2 separate regions of the Mus musculus genome follow, and region 2 is linked to region 1. A link is a contact called in ENCODE POLR2A ChIA-PET data. All regions are on one chromosome and are shown on one strand. Each heading gives the region's core, a stretch centred on a gene start or an enhancer-like site at or near the end of the contact. The rest is flanking DNA. Distances are from core to core; before and after follow the strand shown. Region 1 holds the start of S100pbp (S100P binding protein). Region 2 holds the start of Txlna (taxilin alpha).

Region 1 (3,244 bases), core at 423-2,922:
CTTCGAAGAGGTGAATGAATGTTCTTAGTGACAGGGTCTCTGTATAGAGCTCTACCTAGCCAGGAACTCATTATGTAAACAAGGCTGGCCTCCAAATTGCAGCCACCCCCCTGTCTCTGACTCTCAGGTATTAAGATTACAGGTAGCATGTACCACCACACCCAGGATAGGTAAATTTAAAAAAAAAAATAGCTTGGTGGTGCAACCGCCCTTAGCGTAATTCTAGTCCAGTCTTTATCTGGCTTGTAAAACAAAGTTTACAAGCCCCTCATGACTTGGCTCCTACCTGTCTCTCCTTAGAGAACATGTCAAAGGACAGCAATAGGTTCTGTGGAGGAACATCAGAGGCACGGGCAGGCAGGGATGGAAACGGTTCTGTTGGCAGGGAGTTGTGGTGGCCGAGCAGTACTGTGCTTGCTTTATTCCATTTAAATCAGTGTCCTTGGACAAAGGGTGTGTGAGGGCACTGAAGGCTGAGTCCAGGGCCTTACTCATGCTTTACCACGGAGCTGAGCCTAGCCTTCTCCCTGTTCTACAATATTCTTGCTTCCCCTTGGGTCTTCCCTGTCTGAAATGCAGTTCTCAGCGCCCGCGTGTACACAACACACACACACACACACACACACACACACACGCCAGAAGAGGACGTCAGATCCCCTGATACAGGCCGTACCGAATAACCTGACATGGGTGCTGGGAACTGAAAACGGGTCTTCTGTAAGAGCAGTACTTTCTTTCCATTTCAGAGCCATCTCTTCGGCCAGCTCGCCCCTTATTTCTTTTCAGAACTTCAGTCATAGGAACTTTCAGTACGTGTTTTATTTGGGTTATAGGTCCTTTTAAATTTCCGGTTCTCTCCGCCAGAGTCCTGGAAAGACATGGCCCTGACTCCCTAGAGCCTAGCAGTGCTCCCGGCATGGAATAGGATGGGTGGAATGAGGTTCCCAGCCCCAGGAATGGCTGGAGCACAAGCTACGTGCACACAAAGGGTGAGCCCACTGGAGTTTCTCTTGCACCCTGAGAATGGCTGCTTGACTGATCAACTAGCAGAGAGGGCCGTAGAGCCGCCCAGGCGCGGAGACCGCGGCCCCACTCGTTTAGGGATTGGCATCGGGAATCATGGGACTTCAAATTCTCGGTACCCAACGGCGCATCCCAACCCCCCACCAAGGCCTGACCTGCAGGTTCCGGGTGATAAGATGCAGCTTCTCCTCAGGGCTTGGAGCATCACCCATGGCTCCGCTGTCTCTGTTTCCCGCGCTCAGCCGGCACCCGCGCCCTTTCCTCGTTCGCCGTCGTCTCCGCGTGCCGGGAACTGTCACGCTAGTCCCGTCGGGTTGCATCAGCTGAGCTCGTCGCTCCGCTTGCTAGGCCTAGATTCTGTCTGTCCCCTCCTCTCCCCGAGCATCCCCGAGTCAGGAGCAGCAGAGAGTCGAAAGAATCGATGAAACAGGAAGGGGCGGAACCATCCAAAAAAAAAAAAACCAAAACAGTGTAGGTGGAGCTGGGGGGCGGGGTTAGGAAGGCCGCCCATGACGCACCCTCTCAGGGGCGGGGCGGTTTCCTGCCAATCACTGCTTGCTTGCCCTCCCCCTGGTGTTGGCCCCGCTGCCTCGGGGTGGGGGAGGTCGTGAAGGGGGCGATAAAATGGCGCAGGGGGCGGAGTGAGGTGCTGCCGCTCGCCCAGGCTTTTGGCCCGGCTTCCGGAGGTGAAGAGCGGGCGGGACGTAAGGGTCGGCGCCCGTCGTCTAGGCGAGGGGTCGGGGGGGAGGGGGCGGGCCGCCTGTTGCTTCTCCACAGGGCCGCGTTCTTCGTCTTGCCCCCGTGAGGAGTAGGGAAGCTCGTCTCGCTGAGGGAAGGGCTGCTTCTCGCGCCAGAGGTGATGGCGGGCGGGGAGGTTGTCCCTGCCCCCCACCTCCACATCCGTGGGCGAGTGACGCCCCTCATCCCGCTGAGGAAAAGGGAGCTGTCAGGTCCTCGGGCCGCCGGCCCTGCCAGTGGGGGCGGGGGGGGGGGTCTTCCTCTCCCGGTGCCTGCCTTCCCCGCGGGAGGCTGTTGCTAGGGAGAGCGGGGATGGCGGGCTTCCCGCGGGGCGTCGTGGCGGGAGAGGGCGACCCACTCCGGGCGACCGCGGGCCGCAGCCTGCCGAGATGTGGCAGTCAGCGTCTGTCCCCTGAGGTCGGGTGCCCTGGCGGAGCCCGCGGGGGGACCTGGGTCGCCCCTGGGGGGAGGGGCGCGGAGGGAACACGCGCTCCTCCCGCTATCCGCGGGGAGGCGAGGACTCGCTCTCCCGAGTGGGAGGAGGAGGGAAGTGCAGAGGCCCTGGGCGCGGCGGGCGGGCGGGTAGTGTTCCCGACGGGGAGGCCCGCGGGCATCCTCGCAAGGTATCCCTGGGCCACCGTTGCTGGGTTTCATCCAGGGCCGCAGGGAATGCTGCAGACACCTAAGGTGAGCCCTTCTTCAGAGGGCCACCAAATGAGGACGGAGTTCACCGGCTGCCCTCATTTTTTGTTTTTTGTCCTCCCCCCCCCACCCCCCCGTGGTTGTTAAGAGCCCCAGGCTTTAATAGACTATTCTTGTAAAAGAAACCTGTTGCTTCAGTTTAGAAAAATCTGCTGCCTGGGCCTGTGTGGGAATTCTTGGCTCCCTAGTCTGGGGGAATTGTTACCTAAAGCAGAGATTTCCAGACCGGTTATCTTTCCATTTTACCTTGTTTGCAGTTAGCCCAGAGGGAGTTGCAAATTCTTTCAGATAGTCAGTTCCCTTTGTTAAAAAAAAAAATTTTGGGAGGGGCTCATTTTGATGATACACCCTTTTTTGGTGGATGCTGTCTGCTTCACGGGTAGTGTATTTTGTTTAGGAGAGGTTGGAAATCAAAGGCCAATGAGGAGTACCCCTCCACCCCCTTTTGCAAAATCCTTGCTTTTGGTCCTGCATATCAGACCCAGTTGGGTAGTGGTTTTGGTTTTAGAGTCCTGAACTAGGTAGGATGTGTAGTATACATTTGGCATTGGCGTTTTACTGTCCTGAATAGAATGAGGCTTTGTGCACGAAGCCAATAGGCAATAGGTTTTTTGAGGTAAGATAAAAATAGATGGGGGAACCAGTTTCTGAGGTTGCAACCAGGAGGTTAGAGAACAGAGAGGGGGTGGTACACTAAAGTGTGAAGACGGGGGTGGACAGGTGAGGGAAGTAGAAGGACAGAATAGGGTCACACAGAGATGTGGAGCAGAATTAAGAGAAT
Region 2 (3,244 bases), core at 502-3,001, 450 kb before region 1:
TCACCCCAACACGAGGAACTGTATTAAAGGGCTGCAGCACTGGGAAGGTTTAGAACCACTGCTCCAGAATCGCTTTCCTCTTTGTATGGAATTTGGTAAAGACCTGATGTAGATGCTACCTCTTCAGAGATTTCCAAGTGTTTACTGAGAAGCAATCAGGGCAGTGGTTTCCAGGTACCTTTAACGCAAACCTTTCTGAGATTCGGTTCCCTCAGTAAACTGGTCAAGTGCCAACGCTTTCTCTTTTCAGCTTTGATCACTCCGGGTAAGTACTCTGTCACTGAGTTTATTGTCTCTCAAAGTTACATGTGAACAGACAGAACTCTACTCTGAGTCTGTTTGGCAGACCTATTACAGAAAAATAGACATCATTTAAGAACCCTAAAACAAAGTCCAATTAGCACAATTTGCAACATGCTCTACCCCACAGCCTGACTCTAGCCTCTTGAGGCTGCAGCATTTAGCCAACAGTAATTTCAACACGTGAGTTTCTAGGACAGCCTGATCTACATAGAGAGTTACACGCCAGCCAGCTCTATAAAGCAAGACCTTATCAAACAAAACAAACTCCACACAACAAAAGAATTGAAATCACAATTGTGGGGTTTTTTTTAATGTTCTGAGCCTACACTGGCACTGCAAATCATAATGAAGAACAAAGACGAGAAAAATCTAACATTTTAAAGCAGTAACACTTGATACTTTGCAGAAAGTGGGGCAGGGGTGGTAGGGTGGGAGTTTACCAACCTGCCTAAAGCCAAACTCCCTGGCTTCAATCCCTTTCTGAGGGAGTAATTGCCAAGCTGGTGGGGTTAGAAGGCGGGGCATAAATTGCCTCAGAGAACAGCTGTGGTGTCGGAGAATGGTTCCAACCGGTTTTGGTAGGCAGCTCTGAGTTAGAAGCCAGCATAGTCAAAGATTACGTTCTAGGACACACTAGGCTACACAAAGAAACCCTGACTCAGGGGGCAAAGAAATATTTTTAAAGGATGGGTGCTGGTGTCAGGCTTCCAGCTTTGAATCTGCTATAACCACACAATATTGATGGAGCCTTAAACTATTTACCCTTTACCTGGTGGCCTTTGCCATTAGTCCAAGCCATGGGGAGGCAAAGACAGACAAAACTCTTGAGTTCAAAGCCAATTTAATCTACATAGGGAGTTCCAGGCCTGCCAAAGCCACATATAACGAGATGTTGTCTCTAACAAACAAATAGTAGTTTGTTTTATTTTAACTAGGCTTTTCTGTACTATCGTATATTTCACAGATCACTGAGTATTTTGTACTTAATCCGAGTAATTATGAGAATCAAGCTACTGGATACGAGGAAAAAACGTTTGAATTATTATAAACCTTCTATTGTAATAGAGGGGAAAAAAATGCCAGGCACATAACAAATTAGTTTACCTTTCTATCCCTCTTCCGAGTTCTCAGAGATCATAGAAAGTCATACATGTTTATAAAGGACTAATGAGTGTATGAAAAAAAAAGAAAAAAAAAAGACCAGAATGCCAAAGTTTAAGGCCAATCATAGCTTCAGTACCAGAAAAGAGGCTGACAAAAATCTCTCGACCAATGACATAATTTCGGACCCTCAGGGTATTTGGCTCCTATGCTTTTCGGTTGCATCTCGGGAGTTGTGCGGCGCCGCGAGGCATGAAGGGGCTCGTAGTTTTTCCCACTCCCGCCTCCAAAGCCGCCTTGACTTCTTTTTTCCCAGCAAGCTCCGCGCCCGCGTTTGCTGTTGATTGGCTGCGGCAGGAGAGGGCGGTCCTGTTGGCAGCAGTTACCTAGGTTTCCGGTGCTCGGCCGGAGAGGAGGACGCCGCCGGACGTCCGTGGTGAAGTATGTCTATGGGCTGTACGTGGGACGAGCTCTTCAGAGGGTCTGTGGCCCAGGACGCGTTGGCCGTAGAGGAACAACTAATTCGGGGGGTCGGGGGGAGGGCGGCCTGCCCCAGTGTTGCGCGTGCGTACTCTAGGTCTAGAGGGCGCGTGGGGTGTGGGTGGCTTCTGTGCGCGCGCGCGCGCGGGGGTCCCACGTGGGACCTGGTGGGGCGGGGAGCCGATCGGGACTGGAGCATCCCGCCACGTCAGTCTGCGGCTCTGAGCCAATCCCGCGCTCCGGCTGCCGAGAGGGAGCCGTGTGGTGCCGAGAAGTGGCATTCGGGAGAAAGGAGGCCTCTTCCTTCCCTCACTCACTCAGGGGCAGCTTCTCGGAAACCTTCCATGGGACCGTGAAATCCCGGGCGAAGACCGACCGGTCTGTTTGAAGCTTCGAGCGTCAGATTTGGGGATTTCTTATCTAGTTGTGAAGAAGAATTTTGAAGTCTAGAAAAAAAAAAGCAACTGGGTCCTTAAAGGATCTGCCCCATTTCTGGCCTTGCAGATCACAATGAAGAACCAAGACAAAAAGAATGGGCCTGCCAAACACTCCAACTCGAAGGGCAGCCCGGGGCAACGGGAAGCAGGACCGGAGGGAGCCCATGGACGACCCAGACAGACAGCTCCTGGGGCGGAAGCCGAAGGTTCCACAAGCCAGGCTCCTGGGAAGACCGAGGGTGTGTGCCAGCTCTGCTTTTCCAGTGGGCAGAGGGAGGAGTTTCTGGTACTGGTCTGTCTTCTGAGGCCAGTGTTTACCCAAGAAGAAGGAACTATAGAATGAACGATGCTCATTCTGTGTGATCCTTTTGTTTCCTGGGGAGGTGGTGAACCTTCCCACTCTTAGCCGTGGGGCGCAACCTTGGGAGCATGCTCTGACTGGTTTAAACGAAGACAGTCAAATGAAGCACCCCGTAAGCAAAGTCATATTCCCAGAGAACACTTGCCAGTGGTGGGTAATTGTCCTTCATGAGGTGCAGCGTCTGCCACATGCCAACTGCTCCTCACACAGGGGTGCTTTACACAGTTGGCTTTTATAACAAGTATGTTTGGGTGTTAGAAATACTTGTTTTATAACTAAACAAACTTAGGGTTTAAAAAAACTTAAATTGAGGCCAGGCCTAGTGTCCCTCACCATTGTCCACAGAACTCAGGAGGCAGAGGCAGACAGATCTCGGAGTTTGTGATCAGCCTGCATACTAAGTTCCAAGACAGCCAGGGCCCTGTAGAGAGAGCCTAACTCAACCGAATAAATAAATAAAACAACATTTAACCCACACCAGTGTGTTTATCTGGGCTTAAAGAAGATCCAAGCGAGTGGTATGACCACTGAACTTTAATCCCGTGTCTTCATCTTTCCTGCT

Evidence for each region. ChIA-PET counts read pairs that join two places held with the same protein, here RNA polymerase II (POLR2A).
Region 2: POLR2A ChIA-PET joins it to region 1 with 10 read pairs in embryonic stem cell. The contact joins the promoter of Txlna here to the promoter of S100pbp in region 1. POLR2A ChIA-PET finds 5 or more read pairs at or near these places in 3 of 5 experiments (Patski and embryonic stem cell).

Annotation. Positions count from the first base shown.
Region 1 is chr4:129,188,007-129,191,250 of GRCm38, reverse strand. S100pbp (S100P binding protein) reads left to right here and starts at 1,672. Exons shown (of 7, transcript NM_001379590.1): 1 at 1,672-1,709. It overlaps Yars (tyrosyl-tRNA synthetase), which reads right to left and starts at 1,348. Exons shown (of 13, transcript NM_134151.5): 1 at 1,179-1,348. The coding sequence starts at 1,235.
Region 2 is chr4:129,639,572-129,642,815 of GRCm38, reverse strand. Txlna (taxilin alpha) reads left to right here and starts at 1,751. Exons shown (of 11, transcript NM_001199695.1): 1 at 1,751-1,845; 2 at 2,389-2,560. The coding sequence starts at 2,395.